2 separate regions of the Homo sapiens genome follow, and region 1 is linked to region 2. Evidence: read pairs that join two places in POLR2A ChIA-PET (ENCODE). Cell type or tissue: IMR-90. All regions are shown on one strand. Links, peaks and the distances in the headings refer to the core of each region. The heading gives the core; the rest is flanking DNA.

The links. ChIA-PET counts read pairs that join two places held together with the same protein. Peaks named below come from ENCODE experiments on the same cell type or tissue, not always from the same donor. Only the 100,000 strongest peaks of a DNase experiment are listed, where the experiment ranks them.
Region 1: POLR2A ChIA-PET joins it to region 2 with 13 read pairs; 2 of 35 experiments call an interaction of 5 or more read pairs at or near these places.

The regions. Positions count from the first base shown.
Region 1 is chr14:64,103,121-64,111,462 of GRCh38, forward strand. SYNE2 (spectrin repeat containing nuclear envelope protein 2) reads left to right here. Exons shown (of 116, transcript NM_182914.3): 65 at 4,371-4,487. Among named protein-coding and RNA genes, the nearest start is that of MIR548H1, 12 kb to the left of the region's middle. In IMR-90, for the core only: no CTCF peak of the experiment used is centred there; no DNase peak of the experiment used is centred there; H3K27ac peaks cover 192 bases.
Region 2 is chr14:63,959,020-63,967,361 of GRCh38, forward strand. It overlaps SYNE2 (spectrin repeat containing nuclear envelope protein 2), which reads left to right. Exons shown (of 116, transcript NM_182914.3): 9 at 2,506-2,606; 10 at 4,880-4,981. Among named protein-coding and RNA genes, the nearest start is that of SYNE2, 110 kb to the left of the region's middle. In IMR-90, for the core only: no CTCF peak of the experiment used is centred there; DNase peaks (open chromatin) are centred at 2,092 and 4,062.

The DNA.
Region 1 (8,342 bases), core at 194-8,193, 140 kb after region 2:
TGCACAAATGCAAAGACAGCCTTAATGAGCACCTGCTTGGTTCTATTTCTATTGTGTACTTAATAACAGGAGAGTACTTTTTTTGAGGAAAACTCCATATATGTGAAAATCCAAACTGACCAAACAGATACCTCAAAGGAGCAGCTAAAAGCTTCACTGCACTGTTTTACCAAAGCATGTAAATTAACATGCCACTCTTTTGGGAGTTTTGGGTGGAGGGTCTCTCCATAATCTTTTTTTTTTTTTTTTGTGGAACAAAGTAGTATGTAAGATAAATTAGATGCGCTAAGTCTTTTTACTCCTTATGACATTCTAAATATTTTCCAGTCTCTCAAATGGTCTCACTTTAGAAAATCATTGTAAGGCTATGTGAAAACTACGTGCTTCCTTTGCTCCCGGAAGATCTCTGCATCCTCGTGATCCATAAACCTCTCACTCCTGCCTCCTGTCCAGGGCTGACCCCTCCCCCTGCTCTCAGGCCAACTCTTTCCTTAATCATTGGCGCCATTCTCTGCCTATACCTGCCTTGTCAGTCTCTGCCTCTGGCTAGGTTCCTTCCTTCTCTACCTCAGTACTCAGGCTTCCCCTCCCTAACATGTTCTCTTCCTTGTGGCCCCACTACTTCAAACAGAGAGATAGTTCCAGAACCAGCCTGCATCTTCAGTAGCTCCACAGAAGGCTTTGGTCCCTGGGATGCCCTTTCTCCATGCCTCTCTGTAGACTTCCTTCCCATCCACAAAGACCCATCTCAACTTCCCCTGCTCCAAGAAACCTCCTGACATCCTGCAAAGGAAATTGCTGTCTCTTTCCCTGTTTTCCAATAGGATTCTGAACCTCAATTATGACTTAGCACATTTTTATGAATACACCTGATACGATTTCATGAGTGGAAAGAAGCTTATCGTTTATATCCTATACTCAGCTCAGTATGGTACTTTAATGAACTGAATTTCTGGATCCTGCTTCCCATGTCAATTACTACACTTCGTCTTTCATTTGCTACTGAAGGTCTTTCCTTGGTGTTCTACTCCCTCGGCCCCTTTTGTAATCTTGTTTCAGCCTCTGGCTATGCTTAAACTGCCATTGACTTCTGGAGTACAAATTCAATACCCTTTTATTAGTCCTAATCCTTATTGACCTCTCTGGGAGTGACCACCTCTTCCTTCTTTAACTGCGGTGTTCCTTTAACTTTCTTAATTCTGTTCTTCCCTGTCCCTTCTACCTCTAGTCCCTCCTCCATCTCCTTTTCTTGCCCCTCTTTCTCTTTCGTCTGTGATGGTAGGCATTCCCCCAATGTTCTGTCCTCTTCCTTCTCCCTGTTTTCTCTTTTTTTTTTTTTTTTTTTTTGAGACAGAGTCTCGATCTGTCGCCCAGGCTGGAGTGCAGTGGTGCGATCTCAGCTCACTGCAACCTCTGCCTCCTGGGTTCAAGCGATTCTCCTGCTTCAGCCTCCCGAGCAGCTGGGATTACAGGTGCCCGCCACCATGCCTGGCTCATTTTTTTTGTTTTTAGTAGAGACAGAGTTTTGCCATGTTGGCCAGGCTAGTCTTGAACTCCTGACCTCAGATGATCCACCTGCCTTGGCCTCCCAAAGTGCTGGGATTACAGGTGTGAGCCACTGCGCCCGGCCTCTCTGTTTTCTTTCAGGGCAATTTTATTTCCTCTGAGAGCTTGTGGTCACCTCTATGCCAGTGATTACCAAACTAAATCTCTAGTCTTGGCTTTTCTCTTAAATCTATAAATCTATTCCACATTTCTATCCTCGTGATAGACTTTTTTGGGATGGAGTTTCTCCAACTCAAACCTATTTTACCACCTTTCCTTCAAAGCTTGCTCCTCTTACTAATTTCTCAGTGTCTGCTGTTGGTGCCACTATTTTCTCAGAGATAAACTTTGGAGTTCTACTAGGTGCCTCATTTCTCTCACCTGTCACATCCTGTCAGTGGCCAATGATGTCCATTCACTGTGTACAGCCTCTCCTCCCATTATTTTTGCCATCGTCTTATTTCAAGCAATTCTTATTACTTCCCTGGACTTTTGGAGTAGCCCTCTAATTGGTTTACAGTCTCCAATTGTTTTTCCTAATACATCTTATAAAATACTGATGACTTTTCCTAAAACCAATCATGCGAAACCTCAGCCTAAAATTCTTCATGGAGTTTGATTATCTACTGAAGAAAATGCAAACTTAGCGTGACATTCCAGATTTTCCTGGTCCCCGCCTACCTTTCTAATTTTATCTAATCTCTACCTTTAATTCTTGGTTTATACCTTTCTGATAACAGTCACTGTTTTCAGTAGAAGCTGAAAAGACACTAACATTTTGTTAGGAAATGCTAAATGCCTTATATATGTCACTTAATTGCAAGCATAGGTAAGATAGGTTTTATTCCCATTTTAAAGGTGAAGTAACTGAGGTTTCAGAGAGTTCAGGTTAATTTGTCCAAGATCATACAACTTGCAAGTAGAGCAATCAAGGTTGGTTGATTATAATATCCACATGCTTTCTGTCACGTTGTGTTAATTCTTTGTGTACATGTCATTTTCCCATTGCTTAACTTTGGTTAATCTTAAAAGAAGGATTGCTGAATCAAAGTATATATCCATTTAAAATGTGACACACATTTTCAAACTGCCTTCTAGAAAGGTTATACCAGGCTAGGTGCAGTTGTCTCATGCCTGTAATCCTAGCACTTTGGGAGGCTGAGGTGGGCGGACAGCTTGAGCTCAGGAGTTCAAGACCAGCCTGGGCAACATAGTGAAACCCTGTCTCTGTAAAAAATACAAAATTAGCCGGTCGTGGTGGTGCATGCCTATAGTCCCAGAGATTGAGGTGGGAGGATCACTTGAGCCTGGGAGATGAAGGTTGCAGTGAAGCTAAGATTGCACCACTGCACCACAGCCTGGTGACAGAGTGAGGCCCTGTCTCAAAAAAAAAAAAAAGAAAGAAAGAAAAAGAAAGGCTATACCAACAATATTTCTCCTAGGTATACATGGAATTGCATTTCCAGACCCCCCCCCCCAACCAACACACAAGCTGATTTTTGATATTGTCAGTCTTAGCCAAACTTAGCCAGTGGTTTAAATTAATTTATGTTCTAAGAATGTTGAATATCTCTTTAGATGCCTATTGGCTTTTGTAACTCTTCTTTTGCGACTTGCTTGTTCCTACCATTTGACTGTTTTTCTATGTAGGGGTTGATGTTTTCCTTATTATTTATAGAGTAATTAATATATTAAGAATATTGGCCGGGCATGGTGGCTCACGCCTGTAATCCCAGCACTTTGGGAGGCCGAGGCGAGTGGATCACGAGGTCAGGAGATCAAGATCATCCTGGCTAAAACGGTGAAACCCCATCTCTACTAAAAATACAAAAAATTAGCTGGGCGTGGTGGCGGGTGCCTGTAGTCCCAGCTACTCGGGAGGCTGAGGCAGGAGAAGGGCGTGAACCCAGGAGGCGGAGCTTGTGGTGAGCCGAGATCGTGCCACTGCCCTCCAGCCTGGGCGACAGAGCGAGACTCCGTCTCAAAAAAAAATATTAACACTATGTGTAATAGTTATCCCAGTCTGTCATTTCTCTTTAACTTAGATTATGGTATCTTTTGTGGTGCATATTATTTTATTTTTTTATGTAGTCAATACTAATATTATTTTCCTTTCTTGTCATGCTTCCCCACACCTAGAATTTTTATGGCATAACTTTGAGAATACAATGAGAATTTATTGTTAGGGGTGATACAAGGATTCTAGTTATATTTTTCATAACTAGAATTTATTGTTAGGAGTAATACAAGAATTCTACTTATATTTTTCATAAAATGCCTTGGTAGTTGTTCCTAAATGGAATAAATTCACCTTTTCCCCACTCTTTGAAATGTGGCCTTTATCATATAATTAATTGATTAATTATTTTGATAGAGACAGGGTCTTACCATGTTGCTCAGGCTGGTCTCAAACTCCTGAGCACAAGCAATTCTTCTGCCTTGGTCTTCCAAAGTGCTGGGATTATAGGTGTGAGACATCACACCTGGCCATGTAATTTAAATTTTCATAAGGACATACTTTTAAAGAATACTTCAACAAGACAAAGCATACTTCTGGAAGAATTTACTTAAGTACGTAATTCTCTAGATTGTTTATGTGCTCATTAAGAAGAGAAGTGTGGAGAATGCAAGTCTTTCAAATAAAGACAGTCTTGGGGAAGCTGATTTTTTCCCTAATGAACAAACTTTTTTCTAATCGTATCTGACTTCTCCATATCTGACTTTTTTGCAAGCAGGTAGTTTGTAAAATGAGCATGCGCAGAAAGAAGAATTCATGTGGCACCAGGGCAGGACCCTTTCTGGAGCTCTGATTCTTTTCTTTACAGGAAGCATATGGGAAAATAAGCACCTCTGATAATTCCATGGCACAAATCCTCACACCAGACTCACTAAACACTGAGCAAGGCCCAGAATGTTCCCTAAGGCCCAACCAAACAGAAGAGGTAAGTCCTGGTTGGTAATAAGTAAACTGCTCAGATAGCTGGACTAGCACCTAGAGATGACCAGTGTTCTGTGTCCTGCAATACCTTGTACGTCAAGCTAAGTGTTCCTTGTGAACTTTAACATATGAAGATATGTGCTGTCAAGCTGTAGAACTGGAAGACTTGTCATCAGATATTTACAAAGAAAATAGGCATGGCATAGAGAATTAGACGCTTTTCACTCATTTACCATTTGTCATCATGAAATAGTCTTTCTGTTGATGACTACTTCTTTAATCTGTAGATAGAACTTATGGGGGCAAAGAAAGTAGAGAAGGGTTAATATTGATTAATAGCCTGTTACATAAAAGGCATTTATAGTTATCTGTTTAACCCTCAGACTGTATAAGGTAGGTTCATACCTACCATATGTTTACAAATTAAGAAATCAAAATTCAGGGAGTAAAAATATAGTTAGTGGGCCAGGCATGGTGGCTCAAGCCTATAATCACAGCACTTTGGGAGGCCAATGCAGGTGGATCACCTGATGTCAGGAGTTTGAGACCAGCCTGACCAACAGGCTGGTGAAACCCCGTCTCTACTAAAAATACAAAAATTAGCCGGGCGTGGTGGCACATGCCTGTAATCCCAACTACTCAAGAGGCTGAGACAGGAGAATCGCTTGAACCTGGGAGGAGGAGATTTCAGTGAGCCAAGATTGCGCCACTGCACTCCAGCCTGCCTGGGCGATTGAGCAAGACTCTGTCTTTTAAAAAAATGTATATATATATATATGGCTTGTGAATGGAGGAATAAGGAATCAAACCCAGAATATTCTAATCTGGCTTCCTAATTTGGAATCTTGTACCTCAGTTGTTCTCAATAAGGCCTTACAGCAGGGTGTGGGGGATGGGTACTATTTCCCAAGTTAATTTTGGTGTTTAGCTGGACCTAAAGCTCCAAGGGTCTCATCAAATAGCTCCTATAAAAGATATTGGCATGTTTTTGCTGTTTTTATTGTTTAATTATTGCATCTCTTTTCTTCTTTTATACTGAGTTCTATTTATGTTTTTTTCTCCCAATCTTTTGTCTAGTCTTACAAAAATATCTCTTAGTTCTCAAATTGTTACTCCTTTCTCTTCTTTCTTTCCCTCCCTTTCATTCTCTGTCTCTCTTAACAATATATGTCTAGGAAGGTGGACAAATGTCAGAGGTTTACACCCAGTGGCAATGCTTAGGTCTAAGGAAGTTGCTGACCTAGTCAGTATGTTTTTTTGCTGTTCAGAATTAATCTGGGTTTTGTTCTGGGGACATGGTCTCACTCTTCACCCAGGCTGGAGTGCAGTGGCCACAATCATGGCTCACTGGAGCCTCAACCTCCTGGGCTCAGGTGATCCTCCCACCTTAGCCTCCCGGATGGCTAGGACCACAGGCACACACCATCACGCCTGGCTAATTTTTGTATTTTTTCAGACACACAGTTCTGCCATGTTGCCCAGGCTGGTCTCGAACTCCTGGTCTCAAACCATCTGCCCACCGTAATGTTATTTTTGACATCTAATTAAAAATCAGATGTAGCTTCAATGGTGTTTTAGCTACAGTAGCCATTCTGCTTAATATTGTTTCTGCTGGTGTGGATAACCTCTAGGGTCTTTTCCCTGGCCATGTGGATACTAGATAATGATGACAATAAAGAGAAGGAGGAAGAAAAAGGAGGATAACAAAATACTTACTGAACATTTAATATGGGCCAGGTACTGGGATTTTACATATACTATCTCTTTTAATCATTAACAACAGCTCTATGAGATAAATATTACTGTTACCCCACTTTACAGATGGAGAAACTGAGGCTCAGAGAAGTAAGATGCCCAAGGTCATTTAGCTAGTAAGTGGCAAAGCTAGGATTCAAACCCAGATCTTTCTGACTCTGAGTTTAAAACCTGAGCTTTGAACTATTAGGCTCCAGTGACTCTCTTTTGAACTAATTTATGTATGTGTGTATTTGTATTTTCTTCTTAACTCAGAACTTTTGCTGGGGAGGAATTCTTGGAGCAGGAAAAATAGATGTTACCCTTTACTACAGGAGGAATTTGTCCACTTCTGATTATTCAGGGACACCTTTACTGGCTCCAAGTTCCATACCTCTTGGTGACTGTCTTCCTGCCTTTTAGTGATTTCTGTCTCATTGGCACAGCACATCACTAATGAGAAGGAAAGTGGGGACTTTGCAGAAACCAGGCAGCCAATGTCATCAGCCTTCTATCAGCCTCAACAAACCTTTTGTTTCAGAGGTTAAGTGTATTGACCAAATGATAATTGCATAATTTTTAGTAAAATTCTGAGTCATTCTTGACCCGTATTACAACCAAGGATAAATATTTAGTATGGAAAAATGTGAAAATGTGAAATCAAGCTAGGCATGACCTCAGAGTAAACCACCACCATGCCATTCTAGGGGCATGCTTTTCATTTATTCATGTGCAGTTAGGTACTGTACTTTAGGTATGCAGTTTTACATTTCATAAGCAGTGGGGGAGATATGCAGGTATAAGCAGTGGGGGAGATATGCAGGTATTTGTAGAATTGACTGAAATATTAAGGAGAAAATGTAAAGGTTTGCTATTTTGGCATGAAATGTAGCAATAGCCAGAAAATCAACTTGCATTTTAACTGCAGTTTTTTTTACTGATTACTGATTACTTCACTGATTACTTAGATCAGTGTTGTGTTGATGCAGAAGTGAAGCAATGTGATTCACCAACTGAAAAGTTAACTTGGATACTAAAAGGTTGGTGAAATTATATCAAGAATGTGGACTTGTAGATTCCAAAGTGTAGTGAAAGCAGGAATTGCTTTTGATTCTGTTTACTAGTTGTGTGACCATACAGTGCCTGCTCATGGTAAGAGCCCAATAAAGGCTAGCTATTATTAATTTACAGTTATGCTTTAGAGAAGACATATTTATTTAATAAGAAATACTTATAGTAATACTTTTTACACCCCCCCCCCCCCGCCAAAGTGTACAATTATAAAACATCCATTTAAATAAGTTTTGCTTTTAGAATTTGGGGCTATCATATAGAGAAGGTATTTTACAGGGATGCTACTGTGTAAAAAACAAGGGAACTCTGAATTAAAAGATCACAGAGCTGTGTGACCTTGGGTTAGTAACTTGGGTGCTTCTCAGAAGCAACATGGTAAAAAGGGAGGCATGTGGGCTGATTGAACATTCTGTGCACTTGGATTTCTTAGACTTTAAAAAGAGGTGGGTGAACTGATCTCTAGTGGGTTCCTCAGGCCACCCTCAGCTCTTGAAGCTGTATGGTTGGAAATATTCTTTTTGTCTTCTCTTCCCCTTTGGATTCTTTTCAGGTTCAAATAACTAGCAAAAAAAACCCAGATTAGTCATGCAGCTTGCTTATTTCCTCATTAATTTGGTGAGTTCATGAGAAAGCAGAGAAACTCAATACTGTCATTAAAAAAAGTGTGTGGAGGGCTGGGTGTGGTGGCTCATGCCTGTAATCCCAGCACTTTGAGAGGCCGAGGCAGGAGGATCACCTGAGCCCAGAAGTTAGAGACCCACTTGGGCAACATGGCAAGACCCCATCTCAAAAAAAAAAAAATGTGCGTGGCATATAACAGGTGCTCAAATAAAATTTTTGAATAAATAATGAAGGCAGGTGGTAAATCTGTGATTACAGATTAATATTAATAGATTGTCTTAGATTAATTAATATTAATAGATTGTTCTCTCAAGTGGCAAAAAAAGGAAAGGGAATTCCAAAATCTTTGTCTGTAGCAATATCTGAAAACTAGATATAGCAATATCTGAAAACTAGAAGGGAATTAATCAGATGACTAGAAATTGATATC
Region 2 (8,342 bases), core at 165-8,164:
AAGACGCTGCAGGCTCATCTTGTATATTTCCTGCCCCAGTCTTAGGATCAGTCATTTCTCCAAGGAGCCCTGGCTCTTTTTATTGGAGAATGGTATTAGAAACCAAGATCTGGTGTGGTAGCTGTGCTCTTTACTACTGGTATTTAGCCTCTTTGGACTTCAGGTTTTGGTAAGAGTTGAATTAGGTTATATTTGTAAGCTCACAGCCAATGTGAACTTAGAACTTATATGTGAGCTTACAGCCATATTCTTTTTTCTTTTCTTCTTCTTTTTTTTTTTTTTTTTTTTTTTTTTGAGATGGAGTCTCTTGTTCTGTCTCCCAGGCTGGAGTGCAGCGGCTCAATCTCAGCTCACTGCAACCTTCGCTTCCTGGGTTCAAGCAATTCTCCTGCCTCAGCCTCCTGAGTAGCTGGGATTACAGGCATGTGCAACCACGCATGGCTAATTTTTGTATTTTTAGTAGAGAGGGGGTTTCGCCGTGTTGGCCAGGATGGTCTAGAACTCCTGACCTCAGGTGATTCGCCGCCTTGACCTCACAAAGTGCTAGGATTACAGGCTTAAGCCACCGTACGTGGCCTGCCTACAGCCGTATTTCTACAGTTTGGACATTGGTCTGGCTTCATGTTGGTTGTTACTAATTCTTGTTAACTTTTTACCCCTATCTTTTTTTACCCCCTTCCTTTTTTACCTTCTTTTCTCCCTTTCTTTGTCTTTTGGCTTTTCTTTTTCCTTCATTTTTCCTCATGCTTTTGTTCTCATTTCCTGTTTCTGATGACTGTTTTAAATACTTTTCTTATATTATGATTCTCCAAATCTTTATTATTAGTATAAAATATTTTCTCCATTTTTGTATGTACAAATAACCAGGCAACTAATGAAATAGACACTATAGTAAAAACAAATTTCCTCCGCATAATTGCCCATAATTCATTATAAATGGCTTAAATAATAGCTCAAAAATGTGAAATGCATCATGATTATTTATGCAAACCAAATACCATAGTCATATTTGAATAAGGGAACTATTTTGACGTAATATTGTTAACACATTTAATCTTCACGTGTGGCTTCGTATATAATAAGTTTTTATAAAGCAATATCTAAATAAGCCAATATCATTATTTTACGTATCTCTTGGTGCTTATATCTTTTTCAGTTAAAGACAGAATAACTTAATTCTTAGAAATTCTTCCTATATTGAGACCCTACCCTCAGCTTTTTATTGCTGGCTTTTATATGCTTACTGCCTTGAATTACATTGTTTGCAAATGAATTGGATTTATTTTCTACTTCAGGTGACTTAGAGCACTCATTGAACCTAGTAAATATGTTCACTAAAGCACGCATGGTGTGTTGTATTTGTTTATTTGTTTTTCTCCTAACCTTAAACTCCTTGAGGGGCAGATAATGTTTTAAGGCATCTAGCATCTACTAGCTGAATGAATAGAGGGTTGAAATGTAAGATCTCCAAAGGCATGGACCATACCTTATGTATCCTTGTAGCCCCTGCCTGTGACCCACATTTATTGGCTCTCTGTAAATATTTGTTGCTTTAAGTTTAACTTAATTAATAAATAAACAGTGAAGTGTTTTTTTTTTTCCAATAATCTTCATTGCTTGTTTAGGTCAAGAAACACCTCCAAATTAGGTGTTCATTTTGTCTGTGACATATTGCATTCACCCTTTTGTGATTTTATGATCTCCTTCACTTATTAGATGCCTGGAGAAGTTCTGCACTTTACAGAATTTATATGCCTGGCACAGTGTCTTGTGCCAGCTACTTGTGAGGCTGAGATTGGAGGACTGTTTGAGGCCAGGAGTTTGAGACCAGACTGGACAACATAGAGAGACCCTGTCTAAAAAAAATAAAAAATAAGATAAATAAGATTTTGTAGTCTTTAAAATTTTGTTTAATTCAGCATTTTACAAACTTATTTCACCATGGACTCTTAATGCAACACAAAGCCTGGCCTGTAGAAGGCTTTCAGTAGATTTACTTGTTCCATGAATGAATGAACAAACTCTGTGGATGTCTTAGATAAGCCTTCCGTACAATATATGCTTTTGGAGATGCTTTACTGCACACATGCCAAGACCAACATGTCAGGAATGCATTCTAATTGCTGTATGTTCCTGCATTCCTGGAGGAATTTCTGCACTATGTGTCTAGAAAGAGGAATGCTTTATTTTCTCCTCTTCATCCTCTCTGACTACTTATGCCTTCAGACATACCCCATAGTGATACTTTATTATTAGAAAACGGAGACTGTGCACATACTAGTGCCAGGATTTAACCCAGATCTCTCTGAGTATAGATCTAAACTCTTAGCCACTGCACAGTCTTGCAGCAAGGCTGAGTAAACAGAGATTGGATGGCTGGGTGACTACTTTGGTGCATTTCCAGAGCCTGTGAACCAAATGGCAGAGGCTATGGCATAGCCCATTCTTGAGTATTCATTATAGTAAATGTGTAACAGCTAATTGATAGTGTGGTGTATCTTGCAGATGTGGATGTTGTTGATCCTGATGAAAAGTCCATCATGACCTATGTGGCACAGTTTCTGCAGTATTCCAAAGATGCCCCTGGGACTGGAGAGGAGGCTCAGGTATGTTTTCATATGCATAAATCAAGCTCATTTTAGTTGTATCCTGCTAATGGTTTAATTTTTAAAATCAAGATATAATTTGCATACAGAACTTAAATGTACAGTTTAATGAGCATACACCCCTGTAAATCATACTTCAATCATGATGTAAAACATTTCTAGTACCCAAAATATTCCACTGGGCACCTTTTCTGTCTCTGCTCCCCATCCCAGGCAACCAGCATTCTAATTTCTTTTACTGTAGATTAGTGTTGAATGTTCTTTTTTTTTTTTAGGTTCAAAGGGATAATTTATTAAACTTTGCTGAATTATCTGAAACAACTTTTAGATGGGCACTATATAAGACAAATGAAGTTAAGCTTTTAAAAATCTAAAGATATCAAATTTTTATTATAATATTCTATTTTTTATTTTTATTTTTATTTTTGTTTATTTATTTATTTATTTTTGAGATGGAGTCTTGCCCTGTCGCCCAGGCTGTAGTGCAGTGGCGCGATCTTGGCTTACAGCAACCTCTGTCTCCCCGTTCAAGTGATTCTCGTGCCTCAGCCTCCCAAGTAGCTGGAATTACAGGCATGTGCCACCATACCCGGCTGATTTTTGTATATTTGGTAGAGACTGGGTTTCACCATGTTGGCCAGGCTGGTCTCGAACCCCTGACTTCAAGTGATCCACCCACCTCGGCCTCCCAAAGTGCTGGGATTACAGGAGTGAGCCACTGCGGCCGGCCTGTCAAATTTTTTTGTATTATAATATTTATTTCCTTTATTGAGATATAGTTTATATACCATAAAATTCATCTATTTAATATGTTCATTTCAATGGTTGTTAGTGTATTTACATGATCAGGCAACCCTCACCATCATCTAATTTGAGCACATTTCCGGTTTGCCTATTCTTTAGCTTCATGTAAATGAAATTGTGTGATTCATATAAATGAAAGTGTTGTGTTCTACTCTTAATCCCTATTTGTTGATATACTCTTGAATTACTATTTTCTCTGCCTCACAGGCTTAAATGATTCTCGTGCCTCAGCCTCCTGATAGCTGGAATTATAGGCATGGACCATCCTGCCTGGCTAATTTTTTGTATTTTTAGTAGAGGCAGGGTTTCACCATGTTGGCCAGGCTGGTCTCGAACTCCTGGCCTCAAGTGATCTGCCTGCCTTGGCCTCCCAAAGTGCTGGATTATAGGCGAGCCACTGTGCCCAGCCTTGAATTACTATTAGATTGCCATTTGATTATTCAGTTTTTCTCCTTTACTTTCAGTGAATTACACAAAATATTGTGGGTAGAAACTTCATAAAAATTGCTGAGCTGAAAAGAAACTCTTATTCTGCTTCTAAGATGATAAATGAGTGCTGTGAATTTAGCAAAATGTTCGATATTACTTAAAAATGTATTTTAAACCACATGTTTGCATGCATTTTCAGACATGTTTACATGCATTTTATTTGACAAATTGGGCCTGTGTTTTTCCAGCTGTTAAGTTTGAGGCAATAAGCCAGATTGTTGCTGACTCTGGAAGAGAGTCTCAAGCTGAGATGCAGGCTTATAATTCGGTTCACTTATTTCTGGCCTGCTGAGGAGCTATTCTTTTCTAACTAATTTTCATATTAAAAAAATAAAATGAAAGATTCAACTGTCCATGAAATTGAGTGCAAAAATATTAGAAAACTTTTACTTAATAGGAAAAAACAAAGTAAATGAAGGTTAAGGAAGAGTGGAAATAAGATATAACTTCTTTGTCCTATAGTAGTAAAATTGGCTTCCAAATGTAAGCAAGCAAGTTTACCACCTAAGCAAGAATCTACGGAAAAAGTAATTGTTGTTCACATCTTAATGATAGCATAGCTAAAACCTTTGGTAGTGTTATTTTTAGGCTCTCGAAAGTGTTTGAGTTATTTTTGATGTCAGTGTTTTTGCAGGGTGTGAACATCTCTTGAATTACCCCATATTTCGATTTATTGGAAGGCAGTCTTCTGAAATGCCTGCTATAAAGAAGTGATTTAGAATAATGTTCTCCAAGCCAAAATGGGGGAGGGGGTGTGTTGCTTGCCCATTTCTTTAGCACATTGTCATGTTCAGATGCTAGTTTCAATCTGGTTTAAAATTTAAGGTGTTATGTGAACAAGTGAAATTACTCTTTGGCATAATGAATCATTGGTGTGTAATGATGGCATTATTTCACTGATGTTTCAAGTTGCTAATTTTTTTGTTAAAAAAACCAAGCCCGTTTAAAATATAGTTTAATTTTGTGTGTGTAAAATACAGGGAAAGGTGAAAGATGCTATGGGCTGGTTAACTCTGCAAAAGGAAAAACTACAGAAGTTGCTAAAGGATTCAGAGAATGATACCTACTTTAAAAAGTATAATGTAAGTATGATTTTAAACAGCTGTTTGTAATTTACCTTTTAAGAGTTGAGCGTAAGTATGTTTTTAGAAAACTCTTTCAGGCTTAAGTATTTTAAGTATTAAATTCACTGAAAGTTTTAAGGCTGAATTCTAGGACTGTACTTCCGAAACTTTAAGGTGCATGTGATTCACTGGGTAGTCCTGTTAAAATGCACATTCTGGTTCAGTAGTTCTGGGGCAGGGCCCAAGTTTTTGTGTTTCTAACAAGGTCTCAGGTGATGTTGATTCAGCTGGTTTTTGGAGTACTTTGAGCAGCATGGTTTTAGAGCAGGGGTTGGCCCATTTTGTAAATAAAATGTTGTTGGAACAGAGCCACACCCATTTAAGTATTGCCAGTCACTACTTTCACACTATAACCCCAGAGTTGAGTAGTCGTGATAGAGACCATATGGCCTGAGATATTTACTGTCTTGCCCCTTACAGTAAAAGTTTTCCAATCCCTGGTTTAAAGCAGAACATGCTTTTTATTTTATTTTTATTTTTATTTTTATTTTTATTTTTCGAGACGGAGTTTTGCTCTCGTTGCCTAGTCTGGAGTGCAATGGTGCGATCTTGGCTCACCGCAGCCGCCACCTCCCAGGTTCAAGCAATTCTCCTGCCTCAGCTTTCCGAGTAGCTGAGATTACAGGCATGTACCGCCATGCCCAGCTAATTTTGTGTTTTTAGTAGAGACAGGGTTTCTCCATGTTGGTCAGGCTGGTCTCGAACTCCTGACCTCAGGTGATTCACCTGCCTCGGCCTCCCAAAGTGCTGGGATTACAGGCGTGAGCCACAGTGCCCGGCCCCAGAACATGCTTTTTAGAATGAATATTGAATGAAAGAAAAATCAGGAATAGGGATCCTAGAATTACAATACAGGGCTCAACCGAGAGTCCTTTGGCAAATAATGACAACTGTGATTATTACCACATATTGAACATTTCTTTTTTTTTTTTTTTTTTGAGGCGGAATCTTGCTCTGTGGCCCAGGCTAGAGTACAGTGGTGTGACCTTGGCTCACTACAACCTCTGCCTCCTGGGTTCAAGCAATTCTCATGCCTCAGTCTCCCGAGTAGCTGGGTTTACAGGCATCCGCCACCAGGCCCGGCTAATTTTTATATTTTTAGTGGAGATGGGTTTTCACTATGTTGGCCAGGCTGGTCTTGAACCCCTGACTTCAAGTGATTCGCCCACCTCAGCCTCCTAAAGTGCTGTGATTTCAGGTGTGAGCCACCACATCTGACCATGTTGAACATTTTCTATGTAGCAGATACCTTGCTGGTTTGCATTTCACATGTTAAAATATCTTGCTGAGCTTGGTATTATCCCAGTTTTACAGATGAAGATAATAAGTGGCTTATTTAAGGTTACATGGCTACTGAAAGGGTAGACATGGGATTTGAATGGAAGTGTAGCTTTAAAGCCCAGCTGTTTTTACGTTGTGATGCTTCTCTGGGGTAAGTAGTTATTCCCTGTACAGTCTTGAAAGAGACTTAATAGGAAACAAAGCAAAGGTTCCTCAGTCCCGTTTCTTAGAGCCTGTTGTCTATACAGCACTGTGCTTCTCCCCAGTGCTTTGTCCTGAACAAGCTGCAGATACTGTCAGGTACCCCACACAGCACTTAGCACCTCTAGGTCTCCATCTCCCTGTCTGTTAAGTCAAAGAGTTGGATAAGTCCAGCCTTTTCAACTGTAACATTCAGTGGGTTGTGCAACTTGCTGGCCATACTTTCCTTTTTTGCTTTGGAAGCATCAGGGAAGGAAGGGATCAAACATCTTTTTCTTCCTTTGGTCTGAACTGCATAGGCTTCTTGACCTTCTTCCCTTAGCTCTGATCTAAGATTTTTTTCTCGACAAAGTGCTCATCATTTACTGAAAGTGTATTGTTCTCACATATGTCTTTGATTTAATAATGTATCACAGATTTGGGTTTCCTAAATAGGAAGAAGGCTTTATGAAGTCATTAATTATCAGAATTAAAGTAAATTAATTATCCTTTGACTTTCTCATAACATTTCATTTAAAATGCTGTCAATAATTCTGGATAATGTTTTAAGTGACATTTAAAACATTAATGCTGATCCTTGGAGTAGTTTGAGCAGCATGGTTCTAAAGCAGAGGTTGGCCCATTTTGTGAATAAAACGTTATTGGAACAGAGCCATACCTGTCAGTAGCTACTTTCACACTACAACCCCAGAGCTGAGTAGTTATCTATGGCCAGTTGTGGTGGCTCATGTCTGTAATCTCAGCACTTTGGGAGGTGAGGCACGTGGATCATTTGAACCCGGGAGCTCAAAACCAGCCTGGACAACATGGTGAAACCTTGTATCTACAAAAAATACAAAAAAAAAAAAATTAGCTGGACGTGGTGGTGCACTCCTGTAGTGCCAGCTGCTCGGAAGACTGAGGTGGGAGGTTCACTTGAGCCCAGGAGGCAGAGGTTGCATTGAGCCAAGATCATGCCACTGAACTTCAGCCTGGGCGATAGAGCCAGATCCTGTCTCCAAAAAAAGAAAAAAAAAATCTGTGTAATCAGTAACTCTTTTTTTTCCCCCCCCGAGACAGGATCTCTCTCTTTCTCCCAGGCTGTAGTGCAGTGGCCCGATCACAGTTCACTGCAACCTCTGCCTCCTGGGCTCAAGCCACTCTCCCACTTCTGCCTCTTGAGTAGCTGGGACTACAGGTGTGTGTCACCATGCCTAGCTAATTTTTTGTATTTTTGATCGATATGGGGTTTTGCCATGTTGCTCAGGCTAGTTTTGAACTCCTGGGCTCAAGTGATGCACCTGCCTCAGCCTCCCAAATTGCTAGGATTACAGTCATGAGCCTCAGTGCCTGGCCAGTTGATAACTCTTTTTTTTGTTTTTTTTGAGACGGAGTCTCTGTCACCAGGCTGGAGTGCAGTGGCGTGATCTCGGCTCACTGCAACCTCTGCCTCCCTGGTTCAAGCGATTCTCCTGCCTCAGCCTCCCGAGTAGCTGGGACCACAGGCAGGTGCCACCACGCCCAGCTAATTTCCGTATTTTTAGTAGAGACGGGGTTTCATCATGTTGGCCAGGATGGTCTCAATCTCTTGACCTCGTGATCCACCCACCTCTGCCTCCCAAAGTGCTGGGATTACAGGCATGAGCCACCGCGCCTGGCCTGATAACTCTTAAATACCCATATTTCACACAAATGTGAACCAAGAAAAAGCTTTACTTACTAAATATTTGAAGGCAAAGTGTTTCTCAAAGTTTATATAAAATGAATTGGGAAGAATAAGCTGAAGCTCAGTTATTCATGAACACTTTGAAAATCGCTTATATATGACTACTGCCGTCATATAATTTTCACATTCATT